Regions from separate parts of the Homo sapiens genome. Here region 2 is linked to region 1. Evidence: chromatin contacts called from ENCODE Hi-C or POLR2A ChIA-PET data. All regions are on one chromosome and are shown on one strand. Each heading gives the region's core, a stretch centred on a gene start or an enhancer-like site at or near the end of the contact. The rest is flanking DNA. Distances are from core to core; before and after follow the strand shown.

Region 1 (6,115 bases), core at 2,211-4,710:
GCTGCAGAGGGAATGGATACAAAGTGATGTGGAAATACAGATGGGACAATCAATTAGGTCCAGGAAGGAGAAGCAAAGAGAGCTGTTGAGAAGCATGACATTTGAGCTAGACCCTGTGGGTTGAATGTTTACCAAGTAAATACATACTTTATTAAAATCGTTCAGAGCACTGCAATATGCTTCATGCTTCTTTTCTCTTTAATTCCTAGATCACAGAGAGTTAATAAGGCAATCCTGATATTGTTTTAATGATCTGGGTGATCTACATTCTCAAAATCTAGCGAATTGGGAAGGAGGGATAGCAGGGGAAAGGAGGGTTGCAGAGGTGAAAATGCTCTGATGATCATGAATAGCATGCAAATGCCTAACAGCCACCATGAGACCATGTGAAGGGAAGCATCCTTCCTGAATTGATGGCGACACTAGTATCAAGTCTATTTATATAGCTCAATAAATAAAGACTGCATTAAACATGTTCACAGCACTGCCTAATAAATCCACAACCCAGCTCAAGTTTGGCTTATGTAAACTGGGAGGAATCTTGGCAGAGCCCTTTGCAGTTTCACTCACTTCAAAAGTGTAAGATATTAATTAAGGAAAAGGTAGATTATAGCATCTAGGCTGATTTGTGCTGGCAACATCTTGCTAGCAATCTGTAATCGCTCAAGACTAATTTCTTCCTAAATATCCCTCTTCTTGAGTTTAAGCCCACGCCTCCTCCACTTAGCTCGCAGTTAGAGCTTCTCGTCTCCTAGCTAGGCCTTATGATTTGGTCATTATTTAGACTTTTGAAGACCTTTTCTCCTACAGTGTTAAATTTTATGTGATTTTGCCTGGCAAGATAATGGGATTGCAAGACAGTCTATGAGAAATCAGGGTTGGATTAGCATATAAGGAAAACACACATACACACACACGCACCAAGAAACCCCAAAACAAAACATTTGGTCAAGGGGTTACCTTTCTTTGGAGCGCAGCAAAATCCTGCCAGTCCCAAATATGCAAAAATAGCAATTATGTTTTCTTATCAACTTCCAAAAGAAGGCTTTAGGGGAGAAAGTGTAATTTCTAGCTACTTTAGCCACTGTCAATAGCTACTTAGCTATTGATAAGTTGAGAAATATGCCATTTGTCTTGGGTGCTTTACTGGTATCTTTCCACTTTCTCTGAAATCTAGCTTCGCACATCCTGCTCTTCTGGGCACTGAGTGCCCTCTTGTCCTTTCTTGCCATCTTTTTGCTCTGTTAAGATGCATATAGTCATTTACACTTTAGTATAAACGGATCTTCAAGTGGAACCCCTGGTTGTTGGGGGTAATTTTATTTTAAGATTTGATGATTATAGTAATTATTAACTATAAAGGAGTTAAAGATTCTCATTGAGCAGGTAGTCAACTGTTTCTTCTGCGGGGAAACTCTTAGGAGATTCACATGAAGTACTGTTTTAGAAAAGGCTGCTTAATTACTCCACGGGAAAGTGACTCCTGCCTTTTTTCTGTATGAACTATAAATGAAGCCCATTTCCAACATTGAAAGATGCCTTAATATAAAACTTCCCTACCCCGGTTTAGAGTCTAAGAGGGAAATTTTCTTTTGTATTTTTTATATATGCCATATAAATTTACATACCATAACATTCACCTTCTTAAAGAGTACAATTCAGTGGTTTTAAGTATATTCATGTAGTTGTACAATCAACCTCGCTATCCAATTTCAGAATTTTTTTTTTTTTGAGATGGAGTCTAGCTCTGTCACCCAGACTGGAGTGCAGTGGTGCAATCTCAGCTCACTGCAACCTCTGCCTCCCAGGTTCAAGCGATTCTCCTGCCTCAGCCTCCCAAGTAGCTGCGATTACAGGTGCCCACCACCACACCCAACTAATTTTTGTATTTTTAGTAGAGATGGGGTTTCACTGTGTTGGCCAGGCTGGTCTCAAACTCCTGACCTCGTGATCCCCCTCCCTTGGCCTCCCAAAGTGCTGGGATAACAAGCATGAGCCACCGCACACAGCCCAATTTCAGAATATTTTAATCACCCCAAAAAGAAACCCATTAACAATCACTTCATTCTCCCTTCCCCCATTCTCTGGCAACCAGTAATCTACTTTTTGTCTCTATGGATTTGTCTGTGCTAGACATTGTATATAAACAGAATCATGCAATATGTGACCTTTTATGTCTGGCTTCTTTCACTTAGCATGATGTCTTCAAGGTTCATCCATGTTGTAGCATGTATCAGTACTTCATTCTTGTTTGTTTGTTTTTTTTCTTGAGACAGAGTCTCACTCTGTCACTCAGTTCGGAATGCAGTGGCACTATCTCGGCTCACTGTAACCTCCGCCTCCCAAGACTCAAGTGATCCTTCCACCTCAGCCTCCTGAGTAGCTGGGACCACAGGTGTGTGCCACCATGTCCAGCTAATTTTTTATATTTTTGATAGAGACGGGATTTTGCCATATTGCCCAGGCTTGTCTCAAACTCCTGAGCTCAGGAGATGCATCCGCCTTGGCCTCCCAAAATGCTGGGATTACAGGCATGAGCCACCATGCCCGGCCTCTTTTTTATGACTAAATAATATCCCATATTATTTATTCCATGAATATATCACATTTTATTTATCTATTCCTCAGTTAATGGACATTTTCACTTTTTGGCTGTTATGAATAACGCTACTATGAACATTCATACACACGTTTATGTGTGGACATATATTTTCATTCTACAAGGGAACTTTTTACCCCTAAACAATTTTCACACCTGTATCCTTAATTAGGCTATCACCTCCCTGAGGGAACATATTTTATTCCTGTTAATATCACCAGTGCCTGACAGTCCCCTGAACCCAGAAGATGCTGGAAAAGTGATGACAGTGACAGCCGACAGGGATTAGGGAGTTCTACAGGACGCTTGAGAACTTCTTTGGCCCTCCAGTTACATTCTGGTGGCTGTGCACTGGGGGTTTGACCTGTTCTAGAATATTAAGTGAATCCTATTCATTCTTCAAGACATGAAATCCCTCCCACTACATCTCTGCACCCCAAATATATCCCTCCCTTGAAGCTTTTTCCAAACCAACTAGATAGAATTAGTCTTTAAGCCTTTTGTGTTTGTAACATTGAGTTGTGACTTTAACAAAGGATTTAGGATAATCATATTTGCCTTGTAGGTATCTATGTGTATGTTTTTATTACCTTCACTTGATGACGAGGTCTACAAAGCCAAGGATTCTTTATTATCTCCTGTCCAGAGGACTAGCCTAATGCCTTTGTCACTAGAAGTATGCATTAGTTTTGTATTAACTTGAGTATAATATAGAGCCAGATGGCCAACTCAAAGGAGGGTTATGAAACGCGTTTACTAGTCATAACAGAAGCTGCCACAGAATTCCCCTGGCTCCCGGAACCACAAAAGGAACCACTTTTGTGATTCTTCTGGGCAATAGGCCCAAAGATGAATGCGTGTTACTGAAATGAGAGATGTATAAAAACGCTGAGTCATTCTATGAGTCATTCCAACATGTTCCCTGTTTTTACTTTTGGAAAGTGAGCTCCATGTCTGATCCTGTCTGCACCGCCGTCCCTTGCTGGATTATTCTCTTCCAGAGCTCAGTTTCAGCTCCTCTTTCAGGACGCCTGTGGTCTCCAAAGCCAGTCTTTCTGGTCTGAGTTCTGGCTCTGTCTGGTACTAGCCATAGCCCTGAGCAAGCGATGTATCTTCTCTGTGCTTTGTCTCCCCATCCGAAACCCGGGGACAATAAGAGTCCTGGTCTCGCAGGGCTGTTTTTTGTTTTGTTTTTGTTTTGAGAGAGGGTCTCGCTCTCTCACCCAGGCTGGAGCGTAGTGGCAGTATCTCAGCTCACCGCAACCTCCACCTCCCGAGTTCAAGCTCAAGCGATTCTCCTGCCTCAGACTCCCGAGCAGGTGGGATTACAGATGCCCGCCACGACGCCCAGCTTATTTTTGTATTTTTGTAGAGACAGGGTTTCTCCATATTGGCCAAGCTGGTCTTGAACTCCTGACCTCAAGTGATCCACCTGCCTCGGCCTCCCAAAGTGCTGGGATTACAGATGTGAGCCACTGCACCTGGCCCACAGGGCTTTTATAGGAGTCAGTAGAGTGTTTGAATATTGCCCGGCAGATAGAAGGCACTCTCTGCATGTTAGTCATGGTTGGCATTCTGTTCCATCACGATCTCCTTCCTTTCTGAACCCTGCTATCACCATGTAGTTTGATAGTTCATTGTCCTCTGATTTTTCTTGGAGAGTGATTTTACACTGCCTCTAATTATTTTTCTGGTGGTCTCACCTATCCAGAACATACTTGAGAGCCAAGAGGCAAGCAAATGGCAATACCTCCACCGCCACCACCACCACTAGCACCAAGGCAACTGAGAACTCTAAATCAGTGTCACAGAACCCCTGGATTAAGAACCAACATCTTTACTCATAAAACCTCTTGGACCTACACTCAAAGCCTATTGATTCCTAGTGTGTATGGTTAGAACAAGCTGCATCCTCTGCTTTTGCAGCCCACAGCATAAACAAAGCAGTCTAGGATCAATTGGCATAGGTGGGAATAGTCCCCCACAGCTCAGTACTCCTTAGGAAATATTTAGAGTGTGGTAGATACTTAGAATGCCCATAACCATGTCCCTGAGTGGGAGGAGTTTAAGAATACAGGAAAGTGTTAAGAAATTTTAGAAAGATTATGATTCATATAAGCTAAAAATTAAACTTACAGAATAGTGCCATCTCAAATCATATCAGGTAAACAAAAGATCATGGTATGCTCAACTTTTCTCTTCCTCACTGTGTAGTAAGCTCTTTTTAAGAGAGTTTTAGATCTTCTATTTCTTTTATGTCCCCATAACAGCACCAAGCCTATTAACTGCTGCATAGGAACCTTAGAAATCTCTTAATTGTTGAAAAAATAGCTTACATTAAAAAGGCCCGGCATGGTGGTTCATGCCTGGAATCCCAACACTTTGGGAAGCTGAGGCAGGCAAATCACTTGAGCTCAGGAGCTCGAGACCAACCTGCAACGTAGTGAGACCTCATCTCTACAAAAAACACACACACAAAATTAGCCAGGTGCAGTGGTGTTTGCCTATAGTTTCAGCTACTCAGGAGGTTGAGGTGAGAGGATCGCTTGAGTCTGGGAAATCAAGGCTGCAGTGAGCCAAGATCCTGCCACTGCACTCCAGCCTGGGTGACAGGAACAAGACGCTGTCTCAAAAAAAAAAAAAAAAAAAAAAAAAAAAAAAAAAAAGCCCATAGCTTGATTTTCAATTAATTGCATCTGACCCCAGACCAAAAAGTAGTTATTAGCCTCACATTGGAATGACTCTGATAACATTTTTTGTGGTGGTGGGGGGGGGGGGGGCGGGGGGTGGTGCTGGGGTCAGATGCAATTAATAAATACCAATTTATGAACAAGGTTTGTGAATTATATTTAACAGAACATTCCTTCTTTTAACATATACTTATTGAGTACTTGTTATGTGCCATGCCCTATATTTATATGCTAGGAATATGGTGGTGAATAAGAAAGATGTGAATTATTTTCCTCTTGGGGGCTTAATACTCTGGATCAGTGCTGGCCTCTAGAAGTTTCTGTGATGATGAAAATATTTCACATCTGTGCCATCTAATACAGTACCAAATTGCCATACAGGGTTATTGAATGCTTCAAATATGGCTAGTGCAACTGAGAAACTGAATTTTAAATTTTATTTAATTTGCATTAGTTACAGTTAAATGGCCCCATGAAACTAGTGGCTTCATATGAGGCAGCACAGCTCCAGAGCCCAGTGCTGTGACTGCAAGGGGGCCCCTTAAACCTCCCTTCATTTTCTAGAACCATCTAACCAGAGTTGATATGGAGAACGGCCCCTAAGTCCTACCAGATTCTTGATCATTAGACAAAGACTTCATTAACTCAGACATTTTAAAGAGCTTTTTCAGTAAAACACATATCTTGCATATCCACAAAGTTCAACTTCACTGAAGAACTCTGAGTTAATACAGCTGAATCTGAGCATCCTCTCCCTTTGGGCCTGTTTATGATACTTTAAATTCCTCTTATCATCTCAAGGGAAAGTCACTTGGCACAAGCTCTG
Region 2 (6,115 bases), core at 945-3,444, 120 kb after region 1:
TCTGTTTTCTGGAGAACCCAGGCTAAGACTGATGTTATCTGAACCAACTCCTAAGGCCAAAGGAATGTGGTATGCTCACTGACTTGGCTTGGACGGCCTGCTGTAATCCCTGCGTCAAGTGGGAGGGGCTTAGGCCAAGGAGCAGGAGGGGCTGTATATAACATGAGAAGGGTGGTGTGAACCAACCAAGACTCGACTACACAGTGAAGTCTGTGTTTGTCTTGCCCCAGAAATGAGTGTTTACTTCTAGTTCCTTAAACTATCCCATTTCTAGTTCTATGGGGTTGTTTCTCCTAGCAATTTCTGATGTCTAATAAATCAGAAGTGATGGTACAAATCCAGTTTAGCATCTTGCATTTTGTAATTCTTGTGTTCACAAATGTGACCAACCCGTTTTAACGGCTACAGATTGCAATCACAAGCTTAGGCAGAGAAGGAACGTTGCAAGCTTCTTTTTTAAGTGAAATCCTCCTGATTCCTCAGCCCTCCGGACTGGGGTACAGTTCATTTCAGTGATTATTGGAGCTTCCACCCCACCCACTAAGTAAGGCTTGAGAAGCCTGGTGCAGAGCAAAACAACCGGGGAACCCTGCAGGTCTTTGTGCTGTGCCCATTGCTGTTCTCATTTGCAGGCTGGTGGCAGCCCTCCTGCCCAATCACGTTTCAGTGTGGGAGTCTTTGCTGAGCCTGGAGTCCCTGCTTTGAGTCCCCTCCCCATGCTGAGAGAGCCCTAGCCCCATGTGGGAAAACCTGAGACTCCGCCTTCCCCTTATACTCATGTGGACTTGAATGCTACTCTTCTTCATTGGCTTTAGAGCTTCTTCCTACCCCCTGGCTATCTCAGCACAACCCCAAAATACTACTCATCTTACTCCACCCTACCTGGGGACACCAACCTAACCTCAGAACATTTAGGGCCAAGGTCACAAATTGGTAACCTGCTGGCCAAATACTGCCCACGACTCTGTTATATTGTTTTATATACAAAAAGGGGAATTTCATTTGTAAATGCAGACTTCTGGTGTGCTCAGAATATTTGGAAAATATTCCGGAAAAATCAGGATATTTGGCAACCTGGAATGTTGATTGTTTCATGATGACAGTTGGCTGGGACTGAGGAGCAGTTGCCTGCTTCAGATGGGATGAGTGCTCATCTATTTGGAAAAGTTCCTACCATTATCTAGACTTCATACCTGGCCTCTATAGGCATTTTGGTGTGAGTATTAAATTTATTTCATTAATCCAATAAATCTTTATTAAGCACCTTTTATTGGCAGACCTTGTTCTAGGCATGGGGGATATAGAAGTGGCAAAAAGGACCAAAGATCCTGTTTAGACAGAACTCATATTTTGATGGGAGAGACACAATTTTTAAAAATAGAAACATTAACATGTAATATGTCCAGCTGTGATTACCACTATGAAGACCATCAAGCAGGCTAAGAGTAATGGAAGATAATGAGATAGGAGTGGGGACAGGTGAGGTGCCATTTTGTATCAGGTATTTCTATAAGGTGATAAGGTGACATTTCAGCAGAGACTGAAGGCAATGAGAGGCTTCCCAAAGCCAGGAAGAGAGATTCTGTCTTCATATCACCTCTTTTAAGGCCTGTGAGGCAAGGGAACAAGCACAAAGGCCTTCTTGGAACATTCTAGAATAAAATACAGAGGCCAAAACACCAAGAGTTCTCATTAGTTTTTAGTTTTGCGTTCCAGTAGAAGCTAAACACAAACTAACACCTTATTAAGTTTTTAGTTTAACTGTTGTAAACGCTTTGGGTAGGTAAAGTTAAAATTCAAGTGTGATATTTATCCATTTAAAGGAGTGAATCAATCCTATTTTATTTTCTATATTTTTGGGAGCTGGCCTTTCTGCTTTAGTCATAGGACGCATAGAGCAAGCTTTTCTAATTTGATTGTTGGATGACGGTGTGGCATCTTCCTTTAGGTTCTTTTCTTGGGTCATGATCACAGCTAGTGCTAAACCACTCCATGCTGCCTGATCATACACCAGGGTTTGGTTATCCACATAAACATGATGCTGTTGTGAGTTCATTTTTCTATTTAGAGAAGCATGTCAGCTAGAAATACTTCCACCTTATTTCCCAGACACATGCGTGCTGAGTGAGTGGCCAAAATAGCCCCTTGAGTAAGTGGCAGCTTTAAAAACCATCCAACTGCTGACTTCAAACTAGAAGGTCAGCAAAGGAAAGTGGAAGTTGGATTCTGAAAGATCGAGGTGCCCACAGGAATTTTATGGTCGTCGGATTTTGAAGACTTGAACTAGACTGGGGGTTCTCCTTGCATTTCTTGCCTGTTGCCTATCTTTGTCCTCTCTCTTCCGGCTTCGAGATGAATGTGCAGCCCTGTTCTAGGTGTGGGTATGGGGTTTATCCTGCCGAGAAGATCAGCTGTATAGATCAGGTCAGTAGACATTTCTTGGCTTTTGTGAATAATAACAAACACAGGAAATTGACCTTCTCACATATGGACATAGGTAAATATGGAAATTTAATTTTCAGTTAAATTGTTTTGAACCACAAGAAAAAGTTATATTTTCTCACCTTTATTTAGTTCTACACATTTCTATTTCTTCTGTGTTGTCTCAAAAAAAAAAAGTTATCCATTTATTTAACCGTGAGTGTTGTTATAGCTGTGTGTGTGGATTTTAATTTTTTTAAAATCAGCATTTTATCCTCGAAGTTCATTTTTTTACCCTAAAATATATAAGAACCTTGAGTCTGGGGGGAAAAGGGTAATTGCTAAATCTTCTCTATATGATTTCTAGATATGGCATAAAGCCTGTTTTCACTGTGAAGTTTGCAAGATGATGCTGTCTGTTAATAACTTTGTGAGTCACCAGAAAAAGCCGTACTGTCACGCGTAAGTGTTTGATGCCCCCACCACTACCTCTTGAGTTTTATTTGTTTTTCAACAAGGAGCCAACTAAACGTTCAAATCATATAACCCAGGGTTAAATCCAAGAAATATCTTCTCCCAAAGTGTTCCCTTGTATCCTGTCATTAAAGAGACCTAAGGTGGGATTTTATGCAATGGACACAAAACTTCAAATTTCTTCCAAGTAAAAGATCAAATATATCCACTATAACCTCATGTCAAATTATTAAATACTGTGCAGAACAATGTAATGGCCATAAATATGCATATAGAGCTTTGAAGTATTTTCTTTTAAATAATTTCAGAATCCTTTTTTACTTTCTTCAGAAAGTTTTCAAGTGATCATTTCCAGTTAAATTTAGGCTTTCAGTTATATATGTCGATTTTATTTGATTTGCTTTTTTTTCTGTAAGATGCATTGCCTGGAAAATCACGAACTTAATTTTTAAGTTTTACATTTATTGATTTTTTAAAAATAACTGTTATTATTTAAAAATAATTTTAAGAATAGTCCCTCAATCATTTGGATAAAGTACATTTCTAATTTTGATTTATACCTATTTGTTGTAGCCATAACCCTAAGAACAACACTTTCACCAGTGTCTATCACACTCCATTAAATCTAAATGTGAGGACATTTCCAGAGGCCATCAGTGGGGTAAGTTATTTAATTTTCAGTGGGATGGAGGGTATGGAGAATGATTGGTTACTGGGTAGAAACATGCAAATAGATAAAAGGAATATATTCTAGCCAGGCACAGTGGCTCACACCTACAATTCCAACACTTTGGGAGGCCAAAGCGGGCAGATGGTTTGAGCTTGGGAGTTAGAGACTAGCCTGGGCAACATAGTGAGACCCTGTCTTTATTTCTTAAAAAGTTAAATAAATAAAAGAAGGAACATGTTGTAATGTCCTATAGCAGACAGAGTAGGATGACCACAATTAACAACAATGTATCATATATTTCAAAATAGCTAGAATAGAAATGATAAATACTCGAGCCGATAAACACCCTAAATGCCCTGACTTGATCATTACACATTCTAATATGTAACAAAATATTATATGTACTCCATAAATATGTGCAAATATTATATACCGATTAACAATGCTAGGCACATGTTAAGTTTTTAAGTGTCTCTGTCTGCATGTGAACCTGCCCATTTCCTCCACATACACATGTAAAGTGCATTTGAGTAACAAATATGACTGTTTGTTCTCCCACAATATTAGGAGCCAATATACAGGATAATCTAGATTGAATAATTGAGGTCCTTGATTTCAGTATAATCTTTGTGTCTTGACCAGCTCAAGACTGTTTCATAAAATGATGACAGTTTATAGAGTAGGCTCTGCATATACTAGGTGCTTAATACATAAAACAATGCTTACGTAGTTGGAACATATTACAAGGATCTTGACTTTTCCCTGTGACATTCTGGTACACAAAATTAAAACCTTTAGTTTCACACTGTTAAGTCTCTCTGAATTCAGTCATTACTTATGATTATTGGCAGCCTGTTTTCCCCTTGGGGTGGGGATAAGTCAAAGATGTTTTCCTTTGGAAAGGAAGTTTAGTTTAGGACGTGTGGGGTTGAGATGGGGAGGTAAATATGGAGGCCACATTGCCAAATCCAACCTCTTGAAAATCTAATAGTGGAGTTTTGTCAAATAACCAGTTATCGACGGAACTCTTGCACCTATTAAAATGATGAATCATTGAGCTTCTATAACCCATGCCCACAAGAAGTTGCTCTGTGGGATGAAGTTTTAGTGGCTTTCTAAAATTAGAAAATTACCCATGAGGTGAAAGACTCTCTAGTGATCCCTCTTTACCCAAGATTCCCTTCCTAATGTTGCTCCACCTCATACTGACTCCCTTCCCTGCCCAGCTGTCCTCCTCCCAAAAAACTGTGTATGAGATAGAGGTAGTGACCTTGCTGTGTGGCTCTCTACACATGCTGCCAAGATACCTTATTTTCACTAAGTGCTTAGAACTAATTGTGAGTTTATTATTTCTTTTATTTAACAAGCATATATAGCATTTACTGTAGAAGCACTTAATTAATTTAACGTACACCACAACTCAATGAAGTTGATACTACTATTATCCCATTTTACGGTGAGGAAACAGAGGCTCAAATTGTTGCTCAGACATCATTGCTTCCTAGGGATTCACAAGTCTTATGAATTCACAAGTAATCCTAGGTTACTGAGAAGCCTAATTCTTTTAGGACTTTGTTTTCATCTCTTGGTGTCTGAGAGCAGCTACATGAAATTACAATAAATATTGAATCTAGCTCTTACTTAAACAGAGTACTGAACACTCTGCTAAGTTCTTTATATTATCTCATGTGTTCTTGACAAGAACCTTCTGTAATATTATTGTGTTATAGTTGAGGAAACTGAAGCTCAGAGAGGTTAAGTAACCTGCCTAGTTTACCCAGCTGGTTGGGCACAAATCCAGATCTGTTTAACTTTAGGATATTTATTAGTGGCTCTCTTTCATATATATCCAGAGGGTGGCAAACTCTCCAGAAGACAAAAAGCACTTGTTCATGTTTTCAAATATCCATATGTTTCTGCAGTTGTGTAGCGAGGATTTGACACATAAAACATGAGGAGATGTACTTTACCTCAGAATGCTGTTTGCATTTATTACAGTGTCTACAGAAAGATCCATAATGTCTGTATTTTTCCTCTAACTGAGCCACAGCAGGCATGTCTCCACCTTATAATCACACAACAGGTCACACACTATTTTCCTCTTTTTGAGGTGGGAGTGGACTCACTTTATTTTAACTGTGTATGACAGGCCCAACCTGGAGCAAGGCTAGGATTGTTGCTGGTTCTATTTCCAGCCACAGACAGTGATGTGAGCTTCCCAGGAAGCCTGCGTGTGTGTATTTGTTTGCGTCTATGTGACAGCGTATATGTGTGTATATATATGTGTATATATATGTGTGTGTGCATCCGGAGAGTGTGTATATGTGTGTATGTAGGTGTGAATGTGTGTGCACACACATCTATATGTGTGTATGTGATGTGTGTGCATGAGTATGTGTGTGCACATGTTCATGTGTATTGTGTGCATGTATTTGGTGTGTATGTGTTTATGCATATGTATGTATATGTACATGCATGTGGGATATGTATATGCATATGTGGTATGTATATATGTGTATATAGTGAGTGTATATATGTATGTATGGTGTT

Evidence for each region. A loop is a pair of places that touch in the nucleus more often than their neighbours do. ChIA-PET counts read pairs that join two places held with the same protein, here RNA polymerase II (POLR2A). Pooled maps may share reads with other maps.
Region 2: a pooled map shows a loop between it and region 1 (2.3-fold over the local background). The contact joins the promoter of NRAP here to the enhancer-like site in region 1. A Hi-C loop is called at or near these places in 2 of 168 maps with a recorded cell type or tissue (endothelial cell of umbilical vein and naive thymus-derived CD4-positive, alpha-beta T cell), 6 of 37 single-sample maps with no recorded cell type and 10 of 50 pooled maps. POLR2A ChIA-PET finds 5 or more read pairs at or near these places in 2 of 52 experiments (MCF 10A and Panc1).

Annotation. Positions count from the first base shown.
Region 1 is chr10:113,786,221-113,792,335 of GRCh38, reverse strand. No RefSeq gene overlaps it. Among named protein-coding and RNA genes, the nearest start is that of MIR4483, 11 kb to the right of the region's middle. Within about 2 kb of position 3,460, at least 7 of the 41 ENCODE cell types and tissues checked have a DNase peak (open chromatin) inside an H3K27ac peak, as active enhancers do.
Region 2 is chr10:113,660,120-113,666,234 of GRCh38, reverse strand. NRAP (nebulin related anchoring protein) reads left to right here and starts at 2,194. Exons shown (of 42, transcript NM_198060.4): 1 at 2,194-2,424; 2 at 2,789-2,883; 3 at 3,469-3,556. The coding sequence starts at 2,353.